Linked DNA regions of Homo sapiens: region 2 is linked to region 1. Evidence: read pairs that join two places in POLR2A ChIA-PET (ENCODE). Cell type or tissue: PC-9. All regions are shown on one strand. Links, peaks and the distances in the headings refer to the core of each region. The heading gives the core; the rest is flanking DNA. Region 1 overlaps SZT2 (SZT2 subunit of KICSTOR complex). Region 2 overlaps PTPRF (protein tyrosine phosphatase receptor type F).

What was found. Peaks named below come from ENCODE experiments on the same cell type or tissue, not always from the same donor. Only the 100,000 strongest peaks of a DNase experiment are listed, where the experiment ranks them.
Region 2: POLR2A ChIA-PET joins it to region 1 with 6 read pairs; 6 of 35 experiments call an interaction of 5 or more read pairs at or near these places.

Annotation. Positions count from the first base shown.
Region 1 is chr1:43,443,813-43,447,274 of GRCh38, reverse strand. SZT2 (SZT2 subunit of KICSTOR complex) reads right to left here. Exons shown (of 72, transcript NM_001365999.1): 63 at 1,291-1,381; 64 at 1,016-1,096; 65 at 859-933; 66 at 107-320. Among named protein-coding and RNA genes, the nearest start is that of MIR6735, 3.0 kb to the left of the region's middle. In PC-9, for the core only: no CTCF peak of the experiment used is centred there; no DNase peak of the experiment used is centred there.
Region 2 is chr1:43,553,846-43,563,055 of GRCh38, reverse strand. PTPRF (protein tyrosine phosphatase receptor type F) reads right to left here. Exons shown (of 34, transcript NM_002840.5): 5 at 9,115-9,210. Among named protein-coding and RNA genes, the nearest start is that of PTPRF, 28 kb to the right of the region's middle. RefSeq lists enhancers at 1,813-2,390, 4,703-5,280, 5,281-5,858. In PC-9, for the core only: a CTCF peak has its summit at 8,447; no DNase peak of the experiment used is centred there; H3K27ac peaks cover 924 bases.

The DNA.
Region 1 (3,462 bases), core at 804-3,303:
ACAACATGGGACCACTTGTCCAGGGAGGTGGTCCCACCAGCCCTGACCTGGAGGCACCTGTGGCCTGTTCTTTTTTGGGTTCACTGGCTTGCCCTTGGGCACTGACCTTGGTAAATGTGATTGCGGCCAAAGTGGGGTCCGTCAGGGTGGTGGGCCAGGAAGTGTCGCAGAAAGGTGGTGAGGTGGTAGCCGTGCCGCAGCACCAGATGGGCACCTAGCACGTGCTGATGCACGAGGCGCAGATGGAAGTCATAGCTGAACGAGTGCACGTGCATCAGGTCCCGCACCTTGTCACACTCCTCTGTGAACAGCATGGACAGCTGGGGAGGCAGCAGCAGGAGACAGGGTTAAGGTATGGCTGCACTGGCTGCCCAAAACACATTTCCCTCCTTCCGTGGGAAGAAGCACAAGATTTCCCCTGCTGCTGTGGCCTAGTGGAACGCCCTCTGCCAGAATGGTTTCTGTGGGAAGGCCTCCCCATTCTAGCCTCCCTTTTTCATACTGTATTGTAACTATCTCCATGAAACTAGGGCCATTTTCAGAAACTGGGCCATTTTGCTCTATCCCAGATTCCATCAGGGTCTGCCACAGACTCTAGATGACTACAGGCCAGACCAGGCACTGTGCTGCCTCAGGGCTACAGCTGAACACGCTTTGGATGACCGATGGGGTCAGCCTTGTAGTGAGTGCAGTCATGGCACCAGAATGAGCACTGACCTAGCCAGGCCATAGCAGTGAATCAATCACTGGGCCAGCCCGCCTACTGCATTACTCTACTGCCCAGCAAATGGGACATGGAGCCATGCTGCCCACAGCACACTGGGGTGCACTGACTGTGCCCGCAGCTCATTCACATACCTGTGAGTTGACAGCCTGCCCCATTGGGATTCGGGAACATTCCAGGGCAAACTGTTTGACACAGAAGTAACAGCCCTGGAGGGAAGGTGAAGATGAGATCAGGAAGGCGAGAGACAGGTGGGTCTGGCTGTCTCCACTCAGTGCTCCTCCTGCTTACCTGGAATGCCAGTTCCATGAGGATGATGCCCCCAGGCAGTGCCCGCTGCAGGTGGTAGGTGGTTACCGGAGAGCTAGTGCTCTGAAGAAACAAAAAAGGGGGCAAGGTTTGGGGGCTCACCAGCCTCGAATCAGTAGGGTGGAAGTCCCTTGGACCCTGACTTTAATGGTGTCAGTCTGGGATCAGTGACCTCGGTACATCACTCAGGGTCAATGACCTCAGGCCGTGGGAAAGTAATTTAGCATCAGTAACTTTACCATTATATGACAAGTTACCTTGGGGCTCCCATCAGTCTTGGTTTTAGGGCAGGAGAAGGAGCCTCGACCCTCTGTTCCAAGGATAGCCATGGCCCGTGGCCGGCTGGTGCTATAGAAAAGGAGGAGGGATAAGAGGATGAGGCAGGCTAGTGGCATGCAGTCATGGTGATCAGACCCAGAATCTGTTTTATATGGAATCATTTTGCAAGGGAGGAAACAGACCCACAAAGCTGCCACTGTGAGTGGCAAGGCTGGGCTTGGAGTCCAGGTCTAGACTGCAAGGCTGGGCTCTCTCCATAGCAGCTGCTGCTTCAAGGGAGGCAAAAACAGTGCTCAGTGGGGAGGTGGAGACTAAGCCTCTGCTACTGAGAGGGTGTGTGCTGGGCAGGAAAGAGAAGGGGGAAGGTGATGCCTGTCTACAATTTGATTAGGAAAATTCAAGGAGATGCTTGATGCCTGGTTAGGTACCTTCCTCTGAAAGGGCAAAGCTGCTGTCTTTTGATTGGGGGGGATGGCAGTTCCAGGCTTTCAGAGGCCTACTGCTCGTTACAGTTTAGTGCAGAGGATAGGGGAGAAGGGAAGCAGGGGAGGGACTGGGAAGAAGGGACAGAACAGAAGGGGTTGGGGGGACCCACTCACGCCAAGGGGCTATAAACTGCCAGAATTCTTGCTGGGGGTCAAAACCTCTGGTGGAAAAAATGTCCCATTTAAACCTCAAGGAAACTGGGACAAGACTTAGTGATTGGTGATTGTTAAAGATTGGTGGGAAGGGAAGACCTGGCTTTAAATTTTGCTGTAGAAACATTTTTTTTTTTAACCCAGTGTCTAAAGGAATTCAGATTTGGGGGAAAGAGCATAACTTATGGCAAGTGTGCAAACTAAAGTCCTTTAGAGAAGCTCCTAGAGCTGGGAACTGGCTGTCAAGATAGCAAGCTGGGCAGCTCCTCCCCAGGGTAGGAGGGGCCAGCCTGGCCTCTGAGATGGGATCACAGGAGGGGCAGGCACGCCTTCTCTTCCTAATGCCTGGAAGAGAGGGAAACCTGGGGAGTGGGGAGCTGGTCACAGAAACATGAGAGAGTTGGAACTGGCATTTCTGGACTACTGGCTTGAAAAGGTTCTAACTGAAAACAGAGAGGAGGGAGAACATGCCTTGATAAACTCACAAATCTGGAGACACGAAAGTAGCTATGTGTAAGGTGAACAGCTCATTTTTCGCATACAGCCACTGGGAAAGGGCAGAGAACACAGAATCTGGAGAGGAACATAGAGCAGGGGCCACAAACACGGGAATCTGAGATTTGACAGTGGATGAAAAGGTGGCTGCAGAGTTGTCCCTGAGCTCAGGGGAGATGGAGGTGGCAACAGACGGGCTGCCTACTTCCCAAGACTCAGACCTGTCAGTACTGGCCAGTGGGTGAACATGACCAAGAACAGGCCAAGGACAGTGATGCAAGTAGGCCTAGCACAGAGGTCCTTGGTGAGAAAAGGACTTCCCTGGGCCGAGAACTACATCAAATCTCAGGAGAGGTCAGTGGGATGATAAGGACAGGAATCATTAAGTCCTAGATCCAGAGGCTTAGGAGCATGTACAAGATTCACATGTGCAGGCCGGGCGTGATGGCTCACACCTATAATCCTAGCACTTTGGGAGGCTGAGGTGGGCGGACTACCTGAGTTGAGGAGTTCAAGACCAGTCTAGGCAACATGGTGATACCCCATCTCTACTAAAATACAAAAAATTAGCCAAGCAGGGTGGCGTGCACCTGTAATCCCAGCTACTTGGGAGACTGAGGCACAAGAATTGCTCGAACCCAGGAGGTGGAGGTTGCAGTGAGCCGAGATCGCGCCACTGCACTCCAGCCTAGGCGACACAGTGAGATTCCATCTCCAAAAAAATTCACATGTGGGGATGTATGCAAGTGTGTAAGTGTACAAGATGTGTGTGGGCATGAGCTTTGTGAAAATGGACACAGTTTTGTATGAGTGTCATCATGAGTTCCATAAAGCATACAAGGTCTGCAGGACACGCATGAGGGCTGTGTGAAAGTATCTGAGACCCTCACATGAGTGCAAGCCTGGTGGGATAAACATGCACAGGCCCAGCCCAAATTGTCAACATAGGACCTTGTAAAGAGAGGAAGGGCCTGTGGGGCCTCACTTGCAGTGCAGGAGGAGAAGACAGAAGGGAAA
Region 2 (9,210 bases), core at 6,699-9,198, 110 kb before region 1:
CAGGCTCCTGCCACCACACCCAGCTAATTTTTACAGTTTTAGTAGAGACGGGGTTTCACTATGTTGGCCAGGCTGGTCTCGAACTCCCGACCTCAAGTGATCTGCCCACCTTGGCCTCCCAAAGCGCTGGGATTATAGGCATGATCCACCGTGCCCGGCCTCTTTCTAACCTTCTAGTGATCTGCTCCCCTATCTTCCCCTACCCATACCCAGATTTGCGCCAATGCCATCACTCACCTGGACTGCAACAACCTGTCATTGGTTTCCTTCCAGCCCCCACTATGCACCCACACGGACCTTTCTGAAGCTTAAGTTTGATCACGTCATTGCTCTGATTAAAATTTGGCCAGGAGCAGTGGCTCATGCCTGTAATCCCAGCACTCTGGGAGGCCAAAACGGGCAAATCACTTGAGGTCAGGAGTTCAAGACCAGCCTGGCCAACATGTTTCGTGAAACCCCATCTCTACTAAAAATACAAAAAATTAGCCGGGCGTGGTGGTCCATGCCTGTAATCCCAAGCTATTCGGGAGGCTGAGACATGAGAATTGCTTCAACCCAGGAGGCAGAGGTTGCAGTGAGCCGAGATCACGCCACTGCACTCCAGCCTGGGTGGCAGAGTGAGACTCCGTTTCAAAAAAGTCCTCTCAGGGCCAGGCGCGGTGGCTCACGCCTATAATCCCAGCACTTTGGGAGGCTGAGGCGGGTGGATCATGAGGTCAGGAGGTCAAGACCATCCTGGCTAACACGGTGAAACCCCATCTCTACTAAAAATACAAAAAATTAGTCAGGTGTGGTGGCGCGTGCCTGTAGTCCCAGCTGCTCGGAAGGCTGAGGCAGGAGAATCATCTGAACCCGGGAGGCGGAAGTTGCAGTGAGCTGAGATTGTGCCACCGCACTCCAGTCTGGGCCACAGAGTCAGACACCATCTCAAAAAAAAAAACAAGTCCTCTCTCCCCAGCAAGCAAACCAGTAGGAGGGAGCACCTTACCAAGGATGGAGAATGTGCATGCACAGGGCATTTGGGCATTTAAACCGCCATCCTGGTGAGCCTGTTCCCAGAGCCATTGGCTCCACCGTGGTCATGAGGCTAGGGAACACGTACAGTGGGCCTTACAAGTACCTGTGAGTATAGGGGCAGGGGGGCAGGCTGGGCACAGGGGAAGTGCCCAGTGTCCATGGCTAACAGAAGAGGCAGGAGTACCACCTACTAAACAGGAGCACCCATTCGGAAGGGAATCCACTTGGGCGCCTCAAGGCAGATCACAGCTAATAAAAACAGGAGAACTTACTTAATACCTCTCCCATCCCCATCCCTGAGGCCTAGAACCTCCAGGAAATGATTGTAGAACCTCATGTCTGCGTGGATCTGAAATCTACTGCAGTCATGGGGGTGTAAGGACAGGTCACAGAGGACTACAGCAGCTGGACCAGGGGTATACAGGTCATGCCTCAGTTGCTAAGGGAGAGGTAGAAGCTGGCTTGGGTTCCAGGTTCTGGGGCCACTTCTACATCCTCTGTGCTGCAAATCAGGTAGTTGACAGCCCCAGCTTCTGCCAAAGCAGACTGTTACCCCAGACACACATGTAGACAATAGAAAGGGATCACATCTTGCCACTTGGGAAGCCATCTTGTGCCTGCAATAGCCCTTTACCCAACTCCCCAGCCATCAAAGTCAGGCCTGGGCCAAGTCATTCCACCATGGGTGGAAGGAATATACAGGTTTGGAGCAGGGAAGGAGGTGGAGCAGGGAGAGATGACTCCTTGAGAAAACACACATGTACCCATCTTGCAAATGTAAGCTCCCTCACCAGCTCTGCTCCAGTTCCAGCCCAGCCCAGGATACCTCAGGACAGGGTCATATGTCTATCATTGACCCTCTGTCTCTAGGGCTATTTCCAAAAGGACTGTGTTGTGGAGTGGTCAGGGGGTATATCAAGAGGTCCTTCGTCATCCCACGAGCCCCAAAGCCAGCCAGGGTCAGAGCTCCTGCAGAACCCAGAGGTCCAAGCCCAGTACAGCACTGATTAGCCCCCACCCTGGTCACTACTTCATGTGCCGGACAGCCCTTCCCCAGAGCCTGCTCCAAGGCTGGCAACACCAGGCACTCCATCGAGACACCTGGATTCCCTGGCCCGCATGGCATAGGTGGTATGGTGCTGGCTGGACACTGAGGCCAGGTGGGAACAGACAGAAGGGACTGTGGGCTTGGTGGGGTAGGGGAGGGAGAGGAAAGGGTCCCAAGACCTCCTGCAGGCAGGTCTGGGCAGGATCCCTATCTGGTGCACCCCACCTCCTGGCCTGGCTACAGAGGAGCTGCTGAGGTCGACCACAACAGGTGCTGAGAACAGCTCAGCCAGACCATTCTGGCCACATCCAACTCTGTCGAACTTCCTGGCGGACCAACAGCTCCAAACAGGGATCCTGCGGGGTCCCAGAGACAATGAGCCCAGACACAGCATCTCCGACCTCCTGCCAGTGCCAGACTGACCCCACCACACTTCAGCTCGGGCTGCTTGCTGCCCACTCCTGCTGCTGCCCACACAGGTTGTAAGGCACACACCACCTGCTGTCCACTCCCACCCCCACACACTCCCGAGGCACACCTACACACACAGCCTGCTGCACATCACCTGCTGTGCACTCCACACACATGCACATGCATTGTCTGACATCAACACACATACACTATGTGCTGCATGTACAAGCACACAGCCTGCTGCACACCACCTGCTGTATGCACCACACACATGGCCTGCTGCACAAATATAGTGCCTGTTGCGTGTGCGCATGTACACACACACACACTGCCTGCTGCACACACACACGGCCTGATGCATACAAACACACAGTCTGCTGCACACCACCTGCTGTACACACCACAGCCTGCTGCATGCACACAAATGCACTGCCCACTGCATGCCACCTATTGTACACACACACACACACACACTGCCTGCTGCACACCATCTGCTGTACATACCATGCACACTGCTTGCTGTACACCCCTGCAAACTACCCGCTGCGCACACACACACTGCCTGATACATACACAGCCTGCTACACACCACCTGCTGGACACACACACATAAACACACTGCCTGACACATACACACAGCTTGCTACACACCACCTGCTGTACACACGCGCGCACACACACACACAGCCTGATACATACATAGCCTGCTACACACCACCTGCTGCACACCCCACAAACTACTCGCTGCACATAAAGATGCACACACACACCACACACTGCCTGATAAACACACTGCCTGCTGCACACCACCTGCTGTACAAACACACACACACACACACAGAGCCTGATACATACACACAGCCTGCCGCACACCACCTGCTGTACACCACACAAAGTACTCGCCGCATGCTGCACATAAACACACACCACACCCCGCCTGATACATACACACACTGCCTGCTGCACACCACCTGCTGTACACACACACACGCCTGCTGCACACAGTCTACTGCACACCTACTGCACACCCTTGCTGCACATAAACACACACACACTACCCGATATAAACACAGGTAGCCTGCCGCACGGCACACCGCACACATATACTGCCTGATAACACACACACACACTGCCTACTGCCCACACACTGCCTGATGCATATGCCTTGCTGTATACATAGCCCATAAGGTACTCACTACCTGCTTACCACCACACCACGCACTGCCTGACGCACACACGTGCACACAAACACTGCGCGCTGCATACACAGCCCATACAGCATGCAGTGCCTCCTGCACACACTGCCCCTTCCCCACTGCCTGATGGTAACGTGTGCGCTGACCGCTGCACACCCCGTTCTGTGCGCACAGCTTGCAAGGCAGCACCCCTGCTGCACACACTGCACCACACACTTCACACAAACACTGCCTTAAACATGGCACACAGGGCACCCACACCACACGAACAGTGCACGTTATCTGCCCTATCAATGACCCCAAGACAAGTAATGCTACCTGTACTCAGAACCCTTGGAGCTAAGCCCCCCAGGAGAAGTCCAAAACAGCTCATCTCTGCTCCACAGCTTCTTTCTTCTCCCCGCCTCCTTGTCCCTCCCAGAACCTACCCAAAGTCATCAGTGCCCTCCCCACACCACTGAATGTCTGGCGGCCTCCTGGGCTTTCCCGGCCAGTCCTTCCAGGCCTGAAATCTGCGGCCCCAGGTGAATCCATGACTTACAGACTGAGCTCCAAGACCTTCACTGCCCCTCAACCTCCTGGAGGGAAAGGCCAGGAATCCAGGCCTGCCTCCCTCCCCTCCCCCAGGGCTCCCCCTCCCTGGTGAGGGAAAATGTCAGATTCCCTGTCTCAGTGGCGGCAGCGGGCGGGTTGGAGGGGGAGTGATTCAGCCGCCGCCTCAAGAGTGCGGAGCGAGAAGAGCTTTTCCTGCCATTACCCGGCGAGGGAGAGGCTGGCGCGCTAATGGCTTCAATTACCACTCAGACAGGAACGCTGGGCGGCGGGCCCCACGCTCATCACAGCCAGGACAGGCTCACCCCGGCCAGCTTGTGCTGGGCACCCCCACCTCGTATGCAGTCCTGGCGGGGGTGTCAAGGGGAGGCCACACTGGGAATAACAATCCTGCTCAGATGCGAGGTGCAAAGGGCACGGCTGTGGGGGATTTGGGGGGGCACTCCCACGGGCTGTGGTGGGAGTGGCCCTGGAGCCACAGCAGTTGGGCCTGGTGTGACATGAGGCAAAGGCAGAGGGCACAGAACAGACTGCAGGCCTGGACTCCTTTTTGGGGGCACACTGATCTTCACCTGAGCCAGTTCACCCCAGACAGCCCTCAGCCATTCTCCAAGGAGACCAGCTCACAGGGAGAGCTGTGTGCAACTCAGGAAGGACTCTTACTTCCCCGACCCCAACTAGCTCCATCCCCTCCCCAGCCCTCCTCGTACCCTGTGGTGGCCTCCCAAGAATGGCCCTGGCTCCTGCCGGCCCCACCCCAGAGCTCCAGTCCAAGTCCAACCATCCTTTCACCCAGTTCCTGCAGGCACCCAGCTTTCTTGATCCTCCTAGGAGGGAGGGGAGGGGTGGGGTGAGGCGGGGCAGGGGGCGGGTGTTCACCCTCTGGGCTGCTTCCCTCTGGCCCTCCTGCGGCACGCCTTTCTGTCAAGCCCAATGCTGGCCAAGGTTATACAGACCAGCAGGATAAGTCAGCATTTTGTCTTCCTGGTGCTATGTTTCAGAAGCAGGAGGGGCTCACTCAGGCCCACAGCTCCACACCCTTCCCCGGAGCATGGACAGGGTCTGGGTACTTGCGCCACACTCTCCCCAGCCTCATCAGACACTTCTCACACCCCAGAAGCGCAAACATATACTGCTGGCCCCTGGTAGAGAAACCAAACGGAGGCACCTCCTGCAGGTCCTCTTTTTTTTTTTTTTTTTTGAGATGGAGTCTCCTGTCGCCCAGGCTGGAGTGCAGTGGCGCAATCTCAGCTCACTGCAACCTCCTCCTCCTGGGTTCAAGCAATTCTCCTGCCTCAGCCTCCCAAGTAGCTGGGACTACAGGCGTGCGCCACCACGCCCAGTTAATTTTGTATTTTTTGGTAGAGATGGGGTTTTGCCATGTTGGCCAGGCTGGTCTCGAACTCCTGACCTCAAGTGATGTGCAGGCCTCTGCCTCCCAAAGTGCTGGGATTACAGGCGTGAGCCACCACACCCAGCCCCTCCTGTCAGTCTGAAGTCCGTCCTCCTCACCCCAGGCCTGAAAGACCACCTCCATCCTCCTCAACCCTTTGAAAGGTAAGGCTGCCCAGGGCAGTGGCAGAGGTAAGAGGGCTCCTGACCCAGGACCTGGGGCTTAGGCGCTTTTGAAGGACTCCTCTTTCAATACTAACAAGGAGGCCCTGTTCCCCAATCTGAGAGCCTGAAAAGAAGCCCTCTGGGGCCTCTGGTCCTTCAGCCACCTCCCAAATGCCAGGGCAGGGCAGATGGCTCCCTGCTAGGACAGCTGCCAATAGGAGGACTGGGCAGCATTGAAATACTTGCCCCCAGGTCACGAGTGGGGAAACAGGTCAGAAGTGGCAGGGAGGAGCCTGAGAACACTCAGCAATCAGTGATGCTGGCCCAGGGCCTGTTCTCTGAGTTCCTATTGCACAGGTATGTCCCCCCGTGGGAGCAGGCAGTGGAGCTGCATCACCCGGATGATGCCACGCAGCACGGAGGCCAACCACCTTCAGCTCACGTGGTGAGGCCTCAAGATGTACAGCTTCCAGCCCCACAGCAACCACCACCACACTCCTGGGAAGCGCTTCATACACAGCATTCAATCTTCCAAACCAGCTTGGGTGGTAGGCATTATATCCATTTACAGATGGAGCAAATGAGGGTCAGAGGCATAGTTACTAACCCAAAGACACACGAGAAGTGAGTGGTCCAGAGTCTTAACCACTGTCCTCTATGGCTCCTCTAAGCTTGTAGAGCCCACGGACTCATACAAGACACAGATGCAAAACAGTAACCGACACTGGACGCAGTGCCTCAGGCCTGTAATCCCAGCACTTTGGGAGGCCAAGGCGGGCGAGGTCAGGAGTTCGAGACCAGCCTGGCCAACATGGTGAAACCCCGTCTCTACTAAAAATACAAACATTAGCTGGGCGTGGTGGCACCTGCCAGTAGTCCCAGCTACTTGGGAGGCTGAGGCAGGACAATCACTTGAACTCGGGAGGTGGAGGTTGCAGTGAGCCGAGATCTCACCACTGCACTCCAGCCTGGCAACAGAGTGAGACTCTGTCTCAAACAAAACTAAAAAACCCCCCAAAACCAAACAACAACAACAACAACAAAAAGAGTAACTGAATGGAGATGTGTGTGTGAACAGATAAAGCCACAGCGTAAAAATGGCCAATGTGAAAACATGTGCAGCTGTTCTTGTAATCAAAGAAATGCAAATTAAATTGAGATGCCATTTTTTGCCTATTAACTTGGCAAAAAATATTTTTTTGAAGATATTTCCCAACAGTGGGGAAGATGTGCAGGAAAGAGGCCCTCTTCTGCCCTGCTTGGCAGGAGTATGAATTGACACAATCTTCTGGAAATATCAAAAGGCTTAAAAATGCATGTGCCCTTTGACTCAGCAATTCCACTTCCATGAACCTAGAATAAGGGAATAATCAGGAAGGTGAACACATCCATCTGCAACGACGTGTATGGCACCTTATTTATAGAAACGAAAAAACTGAGAACATATGTGTCCAACAATAAGGGAATGGCTAAATAAATTAGGGTACTTGCATGTGACAGCTTACCCATAGCCATTAAGGATAATGATACAGGCTGGACGTGGTGGCTCACGCCTGTAATCCCAGCACTTTGGGAGGCCAAGGTGGGCGGATCACGAGGTCAGGAGTTCCAGACCAGCCTGTTCAATATGGTGAAACCCCGTCTTTACTAAAAATACAAAAATTAGTCACGAGTGGTGGTGCGCACCTGTAGTCCCAGCTACTCGGGAGGCTGAGCCAGGAGAATCGCTTGAACCCAGGAGGCAGAGGCTGCAGTGAGCCAAGATGGCACCACGGGACTCCAGGCTGGGTGACAGAGCTAGACTCCGTCTCAAAAAAAAAAAAAAAAAAAAAGAATAATGATACAGAAGAATATTTAGTGGCAAGGAAGATGTTAGCCATATTTTTTTTTGTTTGTTTTTAAAGCAGTCTACAAATCATCGGACAGTATGTGGTCCCATTTCTGTTCACACACACACATATATATGTATGCACAGAAAATGGGCCACGAGTAAGTAACCAAATGTTATTACTAGAGGTAAACTGAGACATTTTAATTTTTTCCTCTGTGCTATTCTATACTTTCCAATTTTTCAAAAAGGAACAGGTATCGACATCACATTCTTAAAAAGAAAGCAACAATCGGCCCGGGTGCGGTGGCTCACACCTGTAATCCCAGCAGTTTGGGAGGCTGAGGCAGGCGGATCACCTGAGGTCAGGAGTTTGAGACCAGCCTGACCAACATGGTAAAACTCCATCTCTACTAATAATACAAAATTAGCCAGGCATGGTGGCGCATGCCTGTAATCCCAGCTACTTGGGAGGCCGGGCAGGAGAATCGCTTGAACCCGGGAGGCAGAGGTTGCAGTGAGCTGAGATCACACCATTGCACTCCAGCCTGGGCAACAAGAGTGAGACTGCATCTCAAAAAAAAAAAAAGAAAGAAAGAAAGAAAAGAAAAAAAAGCAAGCAACAATCGATGCTATATTTTGAAAACATAAACACATTCAGACTGATGAATCAGTTGTGGCTGGGGTCTGATCATGTCACCCCCGCCTTGTTTGTGGCTTCCTATGTCCCTAGGAGAGTGTTCATTTCTCAGCCAGATCCTGTGTAATCTGCCCTCCAAACCTCTCCAGACTCATGCTGAATTGCTTTCTCCTTCTTCCTGTGCTCTCTAGCTCCCCCTCTGCCCTCCAGAAAACCCAAATTGAACTACTCAGAGCTCTCTGAAAGCTCCATCCTCTCTTGCTTCTGGGCCTGGGCACCTGCCTAGCTGCCAACTGCCACCCCCAACTCCCACCTGTCCTCAAGACTTGGCTTAGACACAGCTTCCTCCTCCTCGGTGCTCAGAGGACTTCAAGGTGGTCCAGGGAGTGTTTGTGAATGAATGGAGAAGCCACCAAGTGAGAGAAGACACTAAAATCCACGGACAGAGCCCCAGCCCTCAGCTCACAGGGGCAACAAGGAACACACCTGCCTGACACCTACGGCCAGGCTCCACATGGAAATCCGGTTCACTGCCAAACAGCCACAGCCATAACCACGTAACCCAAGGGATACACAGCTGCAGCTCCACACCTCAAGTCAGACCCCAGACCCCACCCAACCAACGACCCGGCTCAGCAGGAGAATACAAAGGCATCATGCCCCACATGGCTGGCCTCAGCATAAGCCGCACAATCCAGGCCAGATCCAATGACTATCCCTGTCCACCACTGACTTTCACTGACCCCGAGGTGGCCAGTCCTCCTTTCTGCCAAATGCACATGGGCCCAGGACAGGATCAGGGCTGGCTGGCTCTTCCCACGCCTCAGCCCGGCAGCCCACCGTGCCACGTCTCCCTAGCACGTACCTTCGAGCACTGAGAGCTTGGCACTAGTGTTGATCTCACCCAGGCTGTTAGTAGCTGTACACTCATAGATGGCTTCATCTCGCTGCACCCGCAATG